2 separate regions of the Homo sapiens genome follow, and region 1 is linked to region 2. The links are chromatin loops, found by intact Hi-C in ENCODE. Cell type or tissue: A673. All regions are shown on one strand.

Evidence for each region. Peaks named below come from ENCODE experiments on the same cell type or tissue, not always from the same donor. Only the 100,000 strongest peaks of a DNase experiment are listed, where the experiment ranks them.
Region 1: a loop joins it to region 2, with 2.3 times the contacts of the local background. A loop is called at or near these places in 1 of 110 quality-filtered maps.

The regions. Positions count from the first base shown.
Region 1 is chr11:38,392,791-38,396,790 of GRCh38, reverse strand. No RefSeq gene overlaps it. Among named protein-coding and RNA genes, the nearest start is that of LINC02759, 250 kb to the left of the region's middle. In A673, no CTCF peak of the experiment used is centred here; no DNase peak of the experiment used is centred here.
Region 2 is chr11:39,373,276-39,377,275 of GRCh38, reverse strand. No RefSeq gene overlaps it. Among named protein-coding and RNA genes, the nearest start is that of LINC01493, 730 kb to the right of the region's middle. In A673, a CTCF peak has its summit at 1,964 (motif pointing right); a DNase peak (open chromatin) is centred at 1,945; H3K27ac peaks cover 1,423 bases.

The DNA.
Region 1 (4,000 bases), 980 kb after region 2:
CTGGCTCTGGCCGAAGAGACATATACATGGAAGACTAAGTCAATAAATGTTTTAATAGTATAATGTGCTCAATTTATCCCCTAGGGTCAATGAGTTTTTTCTCCAACCAGATTCTGAATCTACAACTTTTTGACAAAAACAGAGATTTGTAAAAATGCCTAGGGATCTACATATTGTATCAAATAAGATGTTACTGAGTAATTAATGCTAACTAAATATTGGTCCTGAAGTCAATCACTTTTTTAAAATATAAATCCCTTTAAGTACTCTGAAAGTAGCAGTGAAAATAAGCAGTTATACTCTGTTTACTTCAGAACTAAAGCAATAAAGTCACCTGCCAAGGTGCCCTTGCAATAGGTCTGAACAAGATCTATTTGATTATTTGAAGCTAATTGCCTTTGTACAATCAACACAGTCCAGGTAACAGTGGTTTATAGTAAGTGATTCAAAATCCAAATCATCATCATCATTATAATTACCATTTAGATACCTACTGTGTGGAAAGAATTTCATACAGATTATGCACATTTTTCCTTAAAATTTTTTATAACAATTCTCCTAAGTAAGAGGGTAATTTCAGTAGAAAATCTGACTCTTGGAATTGTTATGAAGGTTAAATGGGTTAATAAACTTTTTAGCATAGTGATGACATATATTACCTGTTTTTACTATCAAAATGATGGGTGAGTCTACTGGGGCTCAGAAAACTGCTATTGTGGCTTAAATTCATTTAAGATCTTATGATGAACAGGGTATAAAAGAAAAATTAGAATATCGATAATGAATAAAAAAGCAACAAATAGGATAAATCATAAACCATGCAGAAGAAGTGAAAACTTAAGAACTCAAACCACATATGTACTCTATGACTCTATATCCTTATAAACAGTGATATGAGTCTATGACTGGTGTTATAGAATTTGATGACAAGGCAAAGACAGTTAGGTAAGTTAGAATGTAATAAGTTATCAGGGAACCCTAAATCTGTTACTTATATTACAAATATTTGAAACTCTGTGATTTGTATGGCCCCCTTTTTCTGAAGGAAAAGGTAAAAGAAAACAGCTATATATATTCGATCTTCATATCATATGTTACAAATACAATATAGAAGTGGCTTTTGAGATTGCCAAACGTACTATTTTGAACTTGGATGGAGTTTAAAGATTACCTAGTATTTTCTACTATATGTTCCATGGAGGGATAGAGGGATGAAAGGAGGATTTTTCCATGACTAAAAATATTTCCGTGATCATTACTTTCAAAGAATGCCAAATGAAGTATGGTTTAAAATTAATTTCATCATATTTTATTCTATGCTTTAGTATTTCTCAGAGCTATTATAAAAATATGTAACCTGTACTACCTAACAAATAACATGCAATATTTATTGAATGAAATACAAGACACATACATTTTTTTTTTTTTTTTTTTGAGACAGCATCTTGCACTGTTGCCCAGGCTGGAGTGCAGTGGCGCTATCGCGGCTCACTGCAAGCTCCGCCTCCCGGGTTCACTCCATTCTCCTGCCTCAGCCTCCGGAGTAGCTGGGACTACAGGCGCCTGCCACCACGCCCAGCTAATTGTTTATACTTTTAGTAGAGACAGGGTTTCACCGTGTTAGCCAGGATGGTCTCGATTTCCTGACCTCGTGATCTGCCCGCCTCGGCCTCCCAAAGTGCTGGGATTACAGGCATGAGCCACCGTGCCTGGCCAGGATGCATAAAATTTTAAAAGTTCTTTGTGACACTTCAAAAGGGAAATTAATACAAAGACCTTTAAAAACAAATTTGGGCTGGAAATTATTTTTGTATCAGAGTATTCTCCATGACTAATATGCACAAATCACATTGGGGAATGCTGGTTTGGTCAAACCATTTTATTTGAATACGAAGGAGCTATGGCTAATAGAGAGAAAGCAACATGTTTAAGGTCACACTTGTATTTAATTTTTCAGGAAGACTTCCACTTCCTGAAAAACATTAACAACAATGGAATCCACCTAAATGCCCATCAGTAAATGAATGAATAAAGAAAATATGTAAAATATACACAATGGGATACTATTCATCCCTAAGAAAGAACAGAATCCTGTCATTTGTAACAACATGGAAGACTCTAACAGACACTATATTAAATGAAATAAGCCTGATGTAGGAAGACAAACACCATGTGATCTCACATATATGTGCTTTCTAAAAAAGTTGATCTCATAGAAGTAGTGAACAGAATAATGGTTAACAGAGGCTGAGCTGGTTAGTGGGGAGTGAAGGAGTAGGGGATATTGGTTAAAGGATTTATAATTACAATTAGGAAAAAGGAATATTTTAAATGGAATATTTTTAAATATCCAGATGGGGCAAAATTTTATAGAGATAGAAAGTAGGAAAGTCGTTGCCAGGGCCTGGGGGTAGAAAGGAGAGCATAGATGGGGACAGGAAGAGAAATCAATCATGACTATGAATCGTTATGGAGTTTCTTTTTAGGGTGGTGATGAAAATGTTCTACATTTGTGGTTATTGTTACACAACTCTGTTAACATGCTAAAATACACGGGGGTGTACATTTTAAATGAGTGAATTGTATGATATGTAAACTATATCTTACTAAAACTGTTTAAAAAGCAACAACCTCCCCCCAAAATCTTAACTTTTCACAGGTAAGATGCCCATGTTTAAAAAAAAATAACTTTTTCAAAGTGTATTCAGCACTAATACAGCTATTTGAAAAGTAAGACAAATCATTCACGACTTCCATTTCTTTGAAGTGTGTCAATTATCTAATTGTTGCTAAATACCTTGATAGTTATTTTCATATTGTATTATTAAATTTGACAGAATAAATTGAGTTAATAAACATTTAAGTTGAGTAGGTAGAGACACCTACTTTGGCATATCCTATTAGTTATTGTGATGAATTGTCCATACATTTTACTCATTTTTTAAAAATCTAGTACAATAACACTGAATTAACACACTGGATTATTACTAATTGTAATACACTTTTCAAATATTAAATTCTGATTTGTAACAGTTCTAAAATTAGCATATGAAATTCAAAGCAGCCAATGAAATGGAAAATCTTAAGAGCCTAAGAGAGTTTGAAATATGTCATAATGAAATCTTAGTTCCACTTCAATTTTCTCTGTTCCCTGGAAGTGCAAGTTACCAAATCCATTAACAAACTATAACATTGATTTTTCTACAATCCATTATATTCCTTGCATTTTTAAGTGTTTTTCCTGTTCATTGTTATAGAAAATGTTCTAAAAATGAACATTGAATTATTTATGTTGCATTTAGTTCTCCTTAATTCAACTGTTTAAAATTGTAATTGGTATTCTGTTTGGTTGGCATGTATTTAAAATGCTGTCCCCAGATCTAACTTATGAAATATTCTGTTGGTTAAATCAAATAAGGGAAGGAAAGGACTCAAATAAGGTTTTGAAAATACGTATAAACACATGGAATATATTGAAGTCTTTGCTTATTGAATGCAGTTTGCAGGAAACACTGCCTCATTCTGTATACCACACACATACCTATGTTCATCAGAATTCACTAACCCTAGAAGTTAAAATAATTAATAATTAGATATAGACTGATATAATATGAAGATCATGGCCTTTGTGATTAAATGTGTTTTGATTTATATCTTAAATCCATGGTTAATGAAATTTATATTTGAGAATGTTAATTAATAACTGTGAAACAAATTTCCCAATATAAATGAAAGGGTTGGTTTATTTACAATGTAGCTAATAAATATAAAGGAGGCATTTAACTAATGTTAGTTCTTCTCTAGGAATTCTTTCCTTCATAGGAGGGCGCATATTCATTCTGTAAGATATACTAAAGTAACGTGACTGCAGGATGACAATTGCATACAGAGAACGAAGAACACAAGAACCAGGACAAGTAGCCTACATTTTGCATTCTAAATTTATCTTTAGTAATTACATGAATGTGACCATAATTCCATTCTTTTCCAAAATCGAGAC
Region 2 (4,000 bases):
CCAGGCGCAGTGGTTCACGCCTGCTTCATGATTGGGAGGCCAAGGCGAGTGGATCATGAGGTCAAGAGATTGAGACCATCCTGGCCAACATGGTGAAACCCCATCTCAACTAAAAATACAAAAATTAACTGGGTGTGGTGGCGTGCCCCTGTAGTCCCAGCTACTTGCGAGGCTGAGGCAGGAGAATCACTTGAATCTGGGAGGTGGAGGTTGCAATGAGCCAAGATTTCACCACTGCACTCCAGCCGGCAACAGAGTAAGACTCTGTCTCAAATAAATAAATAAATAAATAAATAAATAAATAAATAAAAATTTAAAAAAAAGATTCTAAGACAATTCTAACTCCGTGAGATCTGAAAAGCGATGAACAGAAATAACATAGCAGGAGGTGCTCGTTTTAAGTTTTTTTAAGACTGCTACCTTTGACAACCCAATTAACCCATTGTTTTTAACTCAGAGCTTAAATATTGTAAGATTAATAGCTCGTACTCATTTTGACTACCATTTTGCACATTATTTCATTTAATTCCTTAAAGTAATCCTATAAGTTTTTATGCACCTGAGGAAATTGAAGTTCAAGGATCTAAAACAACATTTCCAGAATCATAAAGCTCCAAAGAAATAAAGACAGAATTTTAATTTAAACCCTCAATCTTTGGAGTTTGTGCTTTTCATCTAATATCTTATTATCTTTGTTTTATAAATACAATAGAAGTAAGACTATCATAGGGACCTCTCTAAAGTTGGAGAGTTTTTTACCTGTTTATTATATTTAATAGACATTTATTTTCCTGCAAACTTGGAAACAAAATTTTGATATTTATTACATTTTCTGGCAGGGCATTGGAAATTTTTGAAGAGGGGTCAGACTGCTTACTGGGAATTTTATTATCTATAGGAAGGAGAGTTAAGCCTTAAAATATACAACTATCTCTTTTATAACATTTAATGGAAATGGAAGAGACATAATAAATAAACACATATTTCATATCTTTTGTATACTTTATAATATTAAACCAACTGCAGATGTGAGGATGTCTTGAGAAAAAAAGTGATCACTATGATTTCTGTTACAAAGGCATAATTGGGATCGGAAGAGTTGAAGTGATGACCACAAGATGGTAGAGCAGTAAGTTCCAGGCTAGCCCTTAGTCCTGCCTAACTGAACACATTATTTTTTCTATTTGTAATCATTGATGGTAGAAGTAAAAGAGTAAGAGCTACTATGCATTTATTGATATAGCGTGTGTGTTAGGTTTACTGTTGCTGCCATTTTTTTGTAAGGATATTGAACTATCACTCAAATATTAATATAAGCATGAATAAGTCAAAATAAACAAATTTTAAAATACATATGATTGACACTACTCTAAGCCAGAATCCTTTACCTGCAAAAGTAAAAAACACCAAATGGCTTCAGAAACTTGTAGATAAATAAGTCAGTGCAAAGTCTAAAATTAAGTTGATATTTGTGTAAATTCACTAAAATGCTCAATAATTCATTGAGCAGCCTTCTTAAAAATATGATTAAAACAATCCAGTAACTTAGGAATAGCAGAATCAAATATACAGTTTAATTGAAGGCTATGAATTCATATCCCTCATCAGATGTGTAGTTAATGTACATTGAAATTTTTGCGTAAGTGTTCTGATTCAGTAAAAAGAATAGAGTTGTATTTAAAATCACAACTTTTCTAACGATTACATAATATATTGAATAAAGTAGCATTTAATCCCTTTAAGCCTCAGTTTCTTCTTCTGTAAAACAAGGATTATCTACACTGCAATATCACAACTTAGGATAAAATGAGGATGCTTATCATGTACACCCCTTACTCCTTGTGATGCATGATACTCAGCTATATACTTCACTTCACTTCGATTTGTGTCTCCACTTTACATCTTCTAGCGTCCCACAGGGCACATCTGAGGATGAATTAACACAGCTCACAATATGGATTTCCACCAATAGGTGGCACTAGTGATTTCTTTAATTTTCATTTTCAAACAAAATGAGAGCATTTATATTTAAAGTTAACAAAATATAGTCCCTTAATACAAGAAAGACTAAGAAAAAAAGAAAATTCTGATTACTTCAACTTTCTGCTGAGAAACAATAAGAATTCATGCAGACCATCTTTCACAAAATTTTACGATGTAAATTACATAGATGGTGATTGGTGTCTTATCTTGGAGAATACGACCTAAGATGAAAAAAAAAAATTATATGTGTATATGCGTAATCTCATAAGACTAGAGAAATACTCAAATATTTATGCACCCCGAGTATTAATTCTTAAAAGAAGCTGTCTGTAGACAATATTCTCTGTTACTTTCTTCATTTTGTATTCCTTACTACAATGATGTCTACCTTAATATGGCAAATTATTTTTAATGTCAATAGACTATTTCTTTTGCCTGATAACATGGCAAGCTAATGGATTTTGCAAGAAAAAAATCACTATAAAATGTCAACAATTGATAAATACTATAAATATTCAAAGAAACTGTCTCACTGAAGTTCTGATATATATCTGTTAATATCTCACTCTGGATATGACAGGCTGTTTTTTTCTTTAAGAAATCAGGTTAAATGTAAATTCAGCTGACAATATCACCTAATAAGTTTCATGTTGCTATGCATAAAAGCCAGTGTTTTCTATTACAATAATAAAATGCATATCTCTATTATGAATAAGGTACACCTAGCTCCAGGCAGGGTTAATATAACTGGAGCAATTTCCATTCATCATCATATGAAATTATTTTACTCAACACAAATAAAAATTAATTCAGTTATTCAGTAGAAAGATATTTGGTGCCTGTTTTGTGCCAAGCACTAAGATAGACACTGGAACAACAACTTGAATTAAATAACCTGTTACTCATTCATTTGATTCTACCTGTTGTATAGGTTTTGCAATAATATGTCTGAAAAATTAATCAAAATACATGTTGTATGCCTTGCCAATTTCTATAAAAAATGGGATCACAACAATCTAGAATATTATGGGCATGGATTATTCTAAGTTCTATTACCATTGTGTGAAGAACAGGGTTGGTAGAGAAAAATACTTTCCTTACTGGTTCTCTCTTGGAATTCTTGAGGTTTCTCTATATATTCACTACGGTAAGACCTTGGAGAGACCAGTTTTATGCCTTCAATTTGTTTCTTTTTCCTTGTTCCTAATGGTAGAGTAGTAAAACTCCTGTCCTGTTTCTCATTTTTTTTTTTCCTGGAGAAGACAGCAGCCTGTATCTTATGCATCTTATTTCTTTTTCCTCTGCAAAATTCATACTCAATATAATAACTCAAGAATTGGTGTTATGAAAGTACCAGAGGTTCAGTCTAGGTCCTACTGCTTGCCACACAGAAAGTCAATAACTGAGGCAATAATTATTGCCAAGGAAGAAGCCTATAATTGGGTGCTACAGCTGAGGAGATGGGAGCTCAGACTCAAATCCATCTCCCTGAATTACTAAAACTAGAGGTTTAAATAAAAGGAAAGAAATGCAACAGTGTGGCTGGGTACCTGTAATCCTAGCACTTTGGGAGGCCGAAACAGGTGGATCACCTGAGGTCAGGAGTTCAAGACCAGCCTGGCCAACATGGTGAACCCTCATCTCTACTAAAAAAACACAAAAAATTAGCCAGGTGCAGTGGCACGCACCTGTAATTCCAGTTACTCGGGAAGCTAAGGCAGGAGAATCGCTTGAATCCGGTAGGCGGAGGTTGCAGTGAGCTGAGATGACACCACTGCACTGTAGCCTCGGCTACAGAGTGAGACTTCCTCTCCAAACAAGAAGGAAAGGAAAGGAAAGAAGGAAAGGAAAGGGGAAAAGGAAAGAAAAGGAAAAGAAAAGAAAACAGGAACTAGAGAGGGGCAAGGAAACAATCATGATGAATTTAGGGTTTGACATCTGGATGGGATTGTCTAGATGTGGTGGTCTGGTGAGTTTCAGTTCTTTGATACTTTATTTTTGAGAGACCTAAAGGTCA